2 separate regions of the Homo sapiens genome follow, and region 1 is linked to region 2. A link is an interaction called in ENCODE POLR2A ChIA-PET data of the cell type or tissue named here. Cell type or tissue: CD4-positive, alpha-beta T cell. All regions are shown on one strand. Each heading gives the region's core, and the rest is flanking DNA. Links, peaks and the distances in the headings are about the cores only. Region 1 has its middle 48 kb from the start of ADGRL1. Region 2 overlaps ADGRE5 (adhesion G protein-coupled receptor E5).

Region 1 (6,492 bases), core at 983-4,982, 150 kb before region 2:
ATTCCCTCCTGGAATAACATCTCTCTCTCTCTCTCTCTTTTCCTTCCTTCCTTTTTCCCTCCCTCCTTCCTTCCTTTCTTGCTTCCTTCCTTTTTTGTTTTTTTTGACAGAGTCTCGCTCTGAACACCCAGGCTGGAGTGCAAAGGCACGATCTTGGCTCATTGCAACCTCTGCGATTCTCCTGCCTCAGCCTCCCCAGTAGGTGGGATTACAGGCATGGCTGTACACTCAGCTAAATTTTGTGATTTTAGTAGAGACAGGGTTTCACCATGTTGGCCAGGGTGGTCTTGAACTCCTGACCTCAGGTGATCCGCCCGCCTCAGCCTCTCAAAGTGCTGGGATTACAGGCATGAGCCACTGAGCCAAGCTGTTTCTTTCTTTTTTGAGATGGTGTCTCACTCTATCACCCAGGCTGGGGTGCAGCAGCGTGATCTCGGCTCACTGTAACCTCCACCGTGTTCAAGTGATTCTCCTGCCTCAGCCTCCCAAGTAGCTGGGACAATAGGCAGGTGCCACCATTCCCGGCTAATCTTTGTATTTTTAATAGAGACAGGTTTTCACCATGTTGGCCAGGCTGGTCTTGAACTCCTGACCTCAAGTGATCTGTTTGTCTCGGCCTCAAGTGATCTGTTCATCTCGGCCTCCCAAAGTGCTGGGATTACAGGTGTGAGCCACCGCACCTGGCCAAAATTTATAAACCTTGACTCTTATTCTCGGTGTGTCCCACAATACCTGGCACCTACTAGATTTTCAAATATGTGTTGACTGAGTGAATTAAATAAATAACGTTGTGACTATGTAAGGATATAAGTGATGTAAAGTTCTTGGCAGGTCACCAGCATTCAATAAACCAAGATGCTGGGCACAGTGGCTCACGCCTGTAACCCCAGCATGTTGGGAGGCCAAGGCAGGAGGATAGTTTGAACCAGGGGTTCAAGAGCAGCCTGGACAACAAAGCGAGACCCTGTCTCTACAAAAATTACAAAAAAATTAGCTGGGTGTGATAGTGTATACCTGTGGTCCCAGCTATTCGAGAGGCTGAGGTGGGAGGATCACTTGAGCCTGGGCGGTTGAGGCTGCAGTGAGCCAGGTTCCTGCGATCCAGCCTGAGTTACTGAGTGAGACCCTGTCCACATCCCCACAAGAGGTAAACTTATGTTCATCAAAAGACATGTACAAGGATGTTCATAGCTGCTTTATCTACAATAACCATTCACTGCAAACAACTCAAATATCTATCAGCAGTAAGATAAATACATTGTGATACATCTCCACAATGGATTATTATACAACCAAGAAAAAGAACAGGAAAGCAGACATGACAATAGATTCTCACAGATACAATGTTGCGTAAAAGCAAGACGACAAACCATGTATTTCCACTTACACAAAGTTCAGGGGTAGGCAAAACTAATCTATGATGAAAATGTCAAATTGGAGGATACTGACTGAGAAAGAGCATTTGGGAATTTCCTGGAGGGACAATTATGTTCTTCTGGTCTGCATGGTGGATACACAGGTATACACGTGTAGAAATTCACCACGCTGAAATTTATGATTTGTGCACTTTACCATATTCATTAAAAAAAAAAAAAAAAAAAGGAAGCCAGTCATGATGGCTTGTGCCTGTAATCCAAGCTACTCAGGAGGCTGAGATGAGAGGATCGCTTGAGGCCAGGAGCTCGAGACCAGCTGGGTAATGTAGTGAGACCCTGTCTTCATTTAAAAAAAAAAAAAAAAAAAAGATTAGGCTGGGTGCAGTGGCTGTAATCCCAGCACTTTGGGAGGCCAAGGTGAGCAGATCACTTGAGGTCATGAGTTCGAGACTTGCCTTGCCAACATGGTGAAGCCCTGTCTCTACTAAAAATATAAAAATTAGCCAGGTTAGGCCAGGGATAGTGGCTTACGCCTGTAATCCCAGCATTTTGGAGGCCGAGGTGGGCGGATTATAAGGTCAGGAGTTTGAGACCAGCCAATATGGTGAAACTCCGTCTCTACTAAAAATACAAAAATTAGTCAGGTGTGGTGGTAGGCGCCTGCCTGTAGTCCCAGCTACTCGGGAGGCTGAGGCAGAAGAATTGCTTGAACCCGGGAAGCAGAGATTGCCGTAAGCTGAGATCGCGCCATTGCACTCCAGCCTGGGCGACAGAGGAAGACTCCGTCTCAAAAAGAAAAAAAAGTTAGCCAGGCATTGTGGAGGTTACCTGTAATCGCAGCTCCTCAGGAGGCTGAGGCAGGAGAATCACTTGAACCTGGGAGGTGGAGGTTGCAGTGAGCCAAGGTCACACCACTCCACTACAGCCTGGGTGACAGAGCGAGACTCCATCTCAAAATAATAATCATAATAATAATGAAAAGAAATGATGCTGGATGCAGTGGCTCATGCCTATAATCCCAACACTTTGGGAGGCCAAAGCAAGAGGATCACTTGAAGCCAGGAGTTTGAGACCAGCCTGGGCAATGTAGCAGGACCCTATCTCTACAAAAACATATATATTTTAAAAATTAGCCAGGTGTGGTGGTGCATGTCTGTAGTCCCAGCTACTCGCATGGCTGAGGCAGGAGGATCACCTCAGTCCAGTAATTTGAGGCTGCAGTAAGGTGTGATCACACCACTGGACTCCAGCCTGGGCAATAGAGCAAGACCCTATCTCAAAATAAAAGAATAAAATATACAATAAAAATAAAACAGAGCAAAGAGAATGTCCCCTAGAGCCATGTGTGATCCATACGCTTTGTGAATCCTGACACCTCCTCTCCTTCGAGGTTGTACAACTGTCTTCCAAAGTTGGAAAAAAAAAATGTTTAAAGCTGCCCAGATTCAGGAGGGAGGTCCAAGGGGTACCAGTGCCCTCCCCCATTTCCCAAGGACGACAAGGGTTGCCAGCCTCCCTTGGCCTTGGGGTGTGCGCAGCTCGGCGTGAGGGCCAGTGGTTGATCTTGAAGTTTCTTTCCTACTCCCTCATCCCTTTCCTGCCCAAGCTGTGGTCCCAGCTGACTCCCCTATCAGCGACTGCGAGTGAGTTCGGTTGTTATGGCAACGGGGCTGCGGAGATCCCCGGGAACCTGCTGGTCCGCCTCATTGCCTCACCGTATGGGGAGCTGCTTTTCCCCCTTAAAAATGAAACGGGAGTGGGATGGGGGAGGAACCCCCTTCTTCTGCTCTGGAATGAAATGCCTCCCTCACCTGCTTTGTCCCAAACCCCCGGTTTGGAGAGGAGGGTCTGGATGGGACCCAGACTGTGGATAAGGATGGAGGGAGGAGAACTCCTGCTCCCTGGGTTTTAGCAGCCTTCCCAGGTCCCACCGAACACGAGGAACACGGTCTTTCTCCAGCTCCAACTTTTCTCATCTGTCCATTCATTTTTTCCACAGGAGGCATGAGGAGGTGAGAGATGGAAAGAATGCTGCCTGTCATTTGGAGTCAGAAGGAAAAGAAGGTTGAGGGTCTGGCAGCTTTGCTCTAGTGGTTTTTTCCTGTTTCACCTTTTACAAAATCGAGATAATTGTTTCTACTTGGTAGCGATATTGTGAGGTGTAAAATGGATTAACACATGCAAAATGCTTAAAGCAACTTCTGGCATATGGCATATGGTGATCTCTCAACCAATCGATTGTTATTTTATTATTATTTTTTTGAGACGGAGTTTTGCTCTTGTTACCCAGGCTGGAGTGCAATGGTGTGATCTCGGCTCACTGCAACCTCTGTTTCCCGGATTCAAGCGATTTTCCTCCTTCTCCAGGTGTCCACCACCACGCCCAGCTAATTTTTTGTTGTTTTTTGTTTTGTTTTGTTTTGTTTGTTTGAGACAGAGTCTCGCTCTGTTGCCCAGGTTGGAGTGCAGTGGCGCGATCTCGGCTCACTGCAAGCTCTGTCTCCCAGGTTCATGCCATTCTCCTGGCTCAGCCTCCCCAGTAGCTGGGACTACAGGCGCCCGCCATCACGCCTGGCTAATTTTTGTATTTTTAGTAGAGATGGGGTTTCACCGTGTTAGCCAGGATGGTCTCCATCTCCTGACCTCGTGATCCGCCCACCTCGGCCTCCCAAAGTGCTGGGATTACAGGCGTGAGCCACCACGCCTGGACAATTTTTTGTATTTTTAGTAGAGACGGGGTTTCACCATGTCAGCCAGGCTGGTCTCAAACTCCTGACCTCAGGTGATCCACCCGCCTCAGCCTCCCAAAGTGCTGGAATTACAGGCGTGAACCACCGTGCCCAGCAGGGAGACCCTGTTTCTACAAGAAAAAATTTACTGTGATCCCAGCACTTTGGAAGGCCAAGGTGGGAGGATCACTTGAGCCTAGGAGTTCAAGTCCAGCCTGGGCAACATACATAGGGAGAACCCATCTCTTAAAAAAAGAAAAGAAGAAGAAAGAAGAAAGAAGAAGAAGAAGAAGAAGAAGAAGAAAGAAAAAGAAATAATTACATGTAACCCTACCAGCAGTTTTGTGGGATTGCTATGATCATACCCATTTCACAGATTAGGTAACTGAGGTTTTAGTGCCCTGGAGATGAAGGCATTCTCTAGTCTCCCAGAAGCCCTGGACTCTTGAACAACCCCAAATGCTAAACTCAGCAGTAAAATGGCTGGTGGCTCCTACCTGAGGGTTCACAGAGGGGCTGCCTGTGCTTGTCTCCCAGCCCTTTCTTCCTGTGTATTAAGAGGGTTGCAGCTACTTCAGGGCCAGCGTCTCCACAAGTCATCATGACGGCTTCCTGATCATGGCTCTCTCTCTCTCTTTTTTTTTTTTAAGACGAAGTCTCGCTCTGTCGCCCAGGCTGGAGTGCAGTGGCATGATCTCGGCTCACTGCAAGCTCCGCCTCCTGGGTTCACGCCATTCTCCTGCCTCAGCCTCCTGAGTAGCCAGGATTATAGGCCTGCGCCACTGTGGCCAGCTAGTTTTTTTGTATTTTTAGTAAAGATGGGGTTTCACTGTGTTGGTCAGGGTGGTCTCGAACTCCTGACCTCAAATGATCCACCTGCCTTGGCCTCCCAAAGTGTTGGGATTACAGGTGTGAGCCACTGCGCCTGGCCTGGAGATCTGTTTGTCATATTGGTGAACACTTTTAAACAACCAGATCTTGTGAGAACTCACTCACTATCACAAGCACAGCAAGGGAGGCCTCTGACCCCATGATCCAATCACCTCCCACCAGGCCCTTCCTCCAACACCAGGGATTACAATTCAACATAAGATTTGGGTGGGGGGGATACAAATCCAAACCATATCACAGGACCTGTGTTCCCACCTCCTAAACCTGGGTGGGACTTGTGACTGCTCCAACCAATGGAGTATGAAGGAATTGAGTCAATGAGGTTTTGAAGGTTGAGTCATAGAAGATGGCTTTCACCTGGCCTGTCTTTCTCCCTCTCTCTCTCTCTCTTTCTTCCCTCCCTCCCTCCCTCCCTCACTCCCTTCCTTCCTTCTTCCCTCCCTTCCTCACTTCCTCTCTCTCTCCCTCCCTCCCTCTCTCTTTCTCCCTTCCCTCGCCTCCCCTCGCCTCCCCTCCCCTCCTCTTCCTTTCTTCCTTTCTTCCCTGCTTGCTTGCTTGCTTGCTCGCTCTGCTGCCCAGGCTGGAGTGCGGTGGTGCCATCATAGCTCACTGCAGCCTCAAACTCCTGGGCACAAGTGATCCTCCCCAGCCTCCCCAGTGCCTGAGACTACAGGCACATGGTGCCTCATCTGCCTGATTTTTAAATTTTTTGTAGAAATGGGGTCTTGTGGCAGACGTGGTGGCTCACGCTTGTAATCCCAGCACTTTGGGAGGCTGAGGCAGGTGGATCACCTGAGGTCAGGAGTTTGAGACCAGCCTGGCTAACATGGTGAAACCCTGTCTCTACTAAAAATACAAAAATTAGTTGGCAGGGGTGGTGGGCGCCTGTAATCCCAGCTACTTGGGAGGCTGAAGCAGGAGAATCGCTTGAACCCGGGAGGCGGAGGTTGCAGTGAGTTGAGATTGTGCCACTGCACTCCTGCCTGGGCAACAAGAGTGAAACTCCGTCTCAAAAAAAAAATTTTTTTTTTTTGTAGAGATGGGCGTCTCCTTATGTTGCCCAGACTGGTCTTGAACTTTGAGCTTCAAATCCTGCCTCAGCCTCTAGAGTAGCTGGAATTGTAGGCAAGAGCCACTCTGTCTGGTGGTTTTTAACAGTTTTTTTTTTTTTTTTTTTTAAGAGACAGGGTCTCACCAGGCGCAGTGGCTCACGCCTGTAATCCCAGCACTTTGGGAGGCCAAGGCAGGTGGATCACCTGAGATCAGGAGTTCGAGACCAGCCTGACCAATATGGTGAAACCCTGTCTCTACTAAAAATACAAAAATTAGCTGGGCGTTGTGGCATGCACCTGTAGTCCCAGCTACTCTGGAGGCTGAGACAGGAGAATCGCTTGAACCTGGGAGGCAGAGGTTGTGGTGAGCCAAGATTGCACCACTGCGCTCTAGCCTGGGCAACAGCAAGACTCCATCTCAAAAAAAAAAAAAAAAAGAGAGAC
Region 2 (4,000 bases), core at 1-4,000:
CCATCTCAAAACAAAACAAAAAAAAAATTACAAAAATTAGCCGGGTGTGGTGGCACGCTTCTGTAGTCCCAGCTACTCAGAAAGCTGAGGTGGGAGGATCGCTTGAGTCTGGGAGGTGGAGGTTGCAGTGAGCTGATTATGCCACTGCACTCAAGCCTGGGCAACAGACTGAGACCCTGTCTCAAAAAAAGAAAGAAAAAAGAACAGGAAATCAAAACAGAGCCTGGCAGGCAGCCCGTGCCCAACCAGTGTTAAGCGCTGTGATTCATACGTGCATGCAGGCAAATACTCAATCCGTCGCTTGTTTTCTGGTTACTGCATCATCTCAGTGATTCCCTTGTGCCTGTGGGTCTCCAGTGTGTCCCCTGGTAGGGGGTGACATCCAGGTCCTTCAGGCAACCCCTGTGGTCTGATGCTCCAGCGATTCTGTCACCCGCCACCCCCTAGAATGTCATCAAATTGGTGGATGAACTGATGGAAGCTCCTGGAGACGTAGAGGCCCTGGCGCCACCTGTCCGGCACCTCATAGCCACCCAGCTGCTCTCAAACCTTGAAGATATCATGAGGATCCTGGCCAAGAGCCTGCCTAAAGGCCCCTTCACCTACATTTCCCCTTCGAACACAGGTGAGGCCTTGGCCTGGCCTGCCCTGCCCCAACCCTGGGCCCCACCTGGTACCTGGGGTCCCTAATCACAACTGCCCCTCTCCCCTCAGAGCTGACCCTGATGATCCAGGAGCGGGGGGACAAGAACGTCACTATGGGTCAGAGCAGCGCACGCATGAAGCTGAATTGGGCTGTGGCAGCTGGAGCCGAGGATCCAGGTAGCAGCGGTGGTCTGGAGGGGGAGCCCGTGGGAGAGAGATGGAGGTGCTGGGATGGGGCCAGGGTGAGGTTCAGAATAGAACAACTGACTGGGCGCGGTGGCTCACGCCTGCAATCCCAGCATTTTGGGAGGCCCAGGTGGGTAGATCGCTTGAGCTCAGAAGTTCAAGACCAGCCTGGGCAACATGGTGAAACCCGGTCTCTACAAAAAATACAAAAATTAGCCAGGTGTGGTGGCACGTGCCTGTAGTCCCAGTTACTCAGGAGGCTGAAGCGAGAGGATCAATTGAGCCCGGGAGGTCAAGGCTGCTGTGAGCTATGATCACGCCAAAGCACTCCAGCCTGGACGACATAGTGAGACCCTGTCTTAAAAAAAAAAAAAAGTCCAGGCACAGTGGCTCATGCCTGTAGTCCTAGCACCCTAGCACTTTGGCAGGCTGAGGTAGATGGATCACCCGAGGTCAGGAGTTCAAAACTAGCCTGGCCAAGATGGTGAAACCCCATCTCTACTAAAAATACAAAAATTAGCTGGGAGTGGTGGCAGGTGCCTATAATCCCAGCTACTTGGGAGGCTGAGACAGAAGAATTGCTTGAACCTGGGGAGTGGAGGTTGCAGTGAGCTGAGATCACGCCACTGCACTCCAGCCTGGGCGAAAGAGCGAAACTCCGTCTCAAAAAAAAAAAAACAAGGAACAACTAGAAACTGACTCATCGGGAGGGGCTCCTGGCGTCATCGTGGTGGACTGGCTGAGCCTGAGCTGGGTCATCTTGGGAGGGAGGATAGAGCATGGGAGGAGGACAACGGGAGTAGGCAGCGAGTGTGTCTGTTCCCCAGGCCCCGCCGTGGCGGGCATCCTCTCCATCCAGAACATGACGACATTGCTGGCCAATGCCTCCTTGAACCTGCATTCCAAGAAGCAAGCCGAACTGGAGGAGATATATGAAAGCAGCATCCGTGGTGTCCAACTCAGACGCCTCTCTGCCGTCAACTCCATCTTTCTGAGCCACAACAACACCAAGGAACTCAACTCCCCCATCCTTTTCGCCTTCTCCCACCTTGAGTCCTCCGATGGGGAGGCGGGAAGAGACCCTCCTGCCAAGGTCTCTGCTCACTCTGCTCACTTCCTCAAAGATAACCCAGGGCCTTCGCACATGCTGGGCCTCTCTCTGGGATGCTCTTTCCCGACGTGACTCAGTCTTTTATGTTTCTGGCCTTCTGATTTGGGCCTTCCCCAACCTCATTACTTATTTATTTCCTTACTTTATTTATTTAATTTAATTAATTAATTTATTTATTTTAAGACAGAGTCTCACTCTGTCGTCCAGGCTGGAGTGCAGTGGCACGTTCTCGGCTCACTGCAATCTCTGCCTCCCAGGTTCAAGTGATTCTCCTGCCTCAGCCTCCCAAGTAGATGGGATTACAGGCATGCGCCACCACACCTCGCTGATTTTGTATTTTTAGTAGAGACGGGGTTTCTCCATGTTGGTCAGGTTGGTCTCAAACTCCCGACCTCAGGTGATCTGCCCGCCTTGGCCTCTCAAAGTACTGCGATTACAGGCGTGAGCCACCACTCCCAGACTTTCTTTTCTTATTTATTTATATTTTTAGACAGGAGGGTCTCACTCTGTGGCCCAGGCTGGAGTGCAGTGGCGCGATTATAGCTCACTGCAACCTCGAACTCCTGAACTCAACCATTCCTCCAGCCTCAGAGTTTTGAGTAGCTGAGGCTACAGGCATGCACCACCACTCCCAGCTAATTTTTTTATTTTTGATAGAGACGGGGACCTCACTATTTTTCCCAGGATGGTCTAGAATTCCTGGGCTCCAGTGATCCTCCCACCTCAGCCTCCTGAGTAGCTGGGACTATAAGCGTGCACTACTATGCCCAGTTAATTAAAAACAAAAAAATTAATGGAGATGGAGGTCTCGCTATGTTGCCACAGCTGGTCTCAAACTCCTGGCCTCAAGCGATCCTCCCACCTTGGCCTCCCAAAGTCCTGGAATTACTTACAGGCAAGAGCCATCATCATCCCTGGCCACCTTCTAATGCACTATCTACATTACTTATTCGTTAGGTTTATGTCATAATCTGCCTCTCCCACTTTTTTTTTTTTTTTTTTTTTTTTTTTTTGAGATGGAGTTTCACTCTTGTCATCCAGGCTGGAGTGCAGTGGCTCATTCTCGGCTCAGTGCAACCTCCACCTCCCAGGTTCAAGCGATTCTCCTGCCCAGGACTCCCAAGTAGCTGGGATTTACAGGTGCTTGCCACCAGGCCCAGCTAATTTTTGTATTTTTTAGTGGAGACGGGGTTTCGCCATGTTGGCCAGGCTGGTCTCAAACTCCTGACCTCAGGTGATCCGCCTGCCTCAGCCTCCCAAAGTGCTGGGATTACAGGCATGAGCCACTATGCCTGGCCACCTCTCCCACTCTTATGTCAACCTCACAAGGGTAGGTACTTGTGTGTGCCCTGTTCACTGCTGTGTCTCCAAACCTGTTACATTCAGTAGGCGCTCGGTCAATACTCATCTAGTAAAAAGCAGCCCTCTTAGACTCAGCCCAAGCCCAGGACCTAAGAGTGAGCTCCAGGCCAACCTTTCTGACCACCCCCATCTGCCCACAGGACGTGATGCCTGGGCCACGGCAGGAGCTGCTCTGTGCCTTCTGGAAGAGTGACAGCGACAGGGGAGGGCACTGGGCCACCGAGGGCTGCCAGGTGCTGGGCAGCAAGAACGGCAGCACCACCTGCCAATGCAGCCACCTGAGCAGCTTTGCGATCCTTATGGCTCATTATGACGTGGAGGTAAGTAGCTGGAGGCATCCTCAAGTGCCCACAGGTAATGAGGTCCAGCTGCAACCAGACAGGCAGCTAGTTCTCCATGGAGCCCTACTGGTTGCTCAGATATATCTGCATGGTTGCACAGCCCAGGTGTCCCCACGTCACACCCTTCGCAGCCTCTTCCTTTGGCCTCTTCTCTACAACCCAGCAACTATACACTGGGTGCAGCCACTAGCTCCGCTCCTCTGCCTGTCCATCCCGTACCAGTTGTGAGATGTCAACTAAAAGCTCCCCATGGAGAGCATTCCAAGGGGGCACCACTTGCCCGTTTTTTTTTTTTTTTGAGACGGAGTCTCTGTCGCCCAGGTTGGAGTATGGTGGCACAATCTCAGCTAGTGAG

The links. ChIA-PET counts read pairs that join two places held together with the same protein. Peaks named below come from ENCODE experiments on the same cell type or tissue, not always from the same donor. Only the 100,000 strongest peaks of a DNase experiment are listed, where the experiment ranks them.
Region 1: POLR2A ChIA-PET joins it to region 2 with 6 read pairs; 2 of 35 experiments call an interaction of 5 or more read pairs at or near these places.

Annotation. Positions count from the first base shown.
Region 1 is chr19:14,251,021-14,257,512 of GRCh38, forward strand. No RefSeq gene overlaps it. Among named protein-coding and RNA genes, the nearest start is that of ADGRL1, 48 kb to the left of the region's middle. In CD4-positive, alpha-beta T cell, for the core only: no CTCF peak of the experiment used is centred there; a DNase peak (open chromatin) is centred at 3,031.
Region 2 is chr19:14,400,939-14,404,938 of GRCh38, forward strand. It overlaps ADGRE5 (adhesion G protein-coupled receptor E5), which reads left to right. Exons shown (of 20, transcript NM_078481.4): 10 at 448-625; 11 at 715-822; 12 at 1,659-1,924; 13 at 3,445-3,624. Among named protein-coding and RNA genes, the nearest start is that of DDX39A, 16 kb to the right of the region's middle. RefSeq lists an enhancer at 596-1,795. In CD4-positive, alpha-beta T cell, for the core only: no CTCF peak of the experiment used is centred there; DNase peaks (open chromatin) are centred at 262, 840, 1,583, 3,613 and 2 weaker places.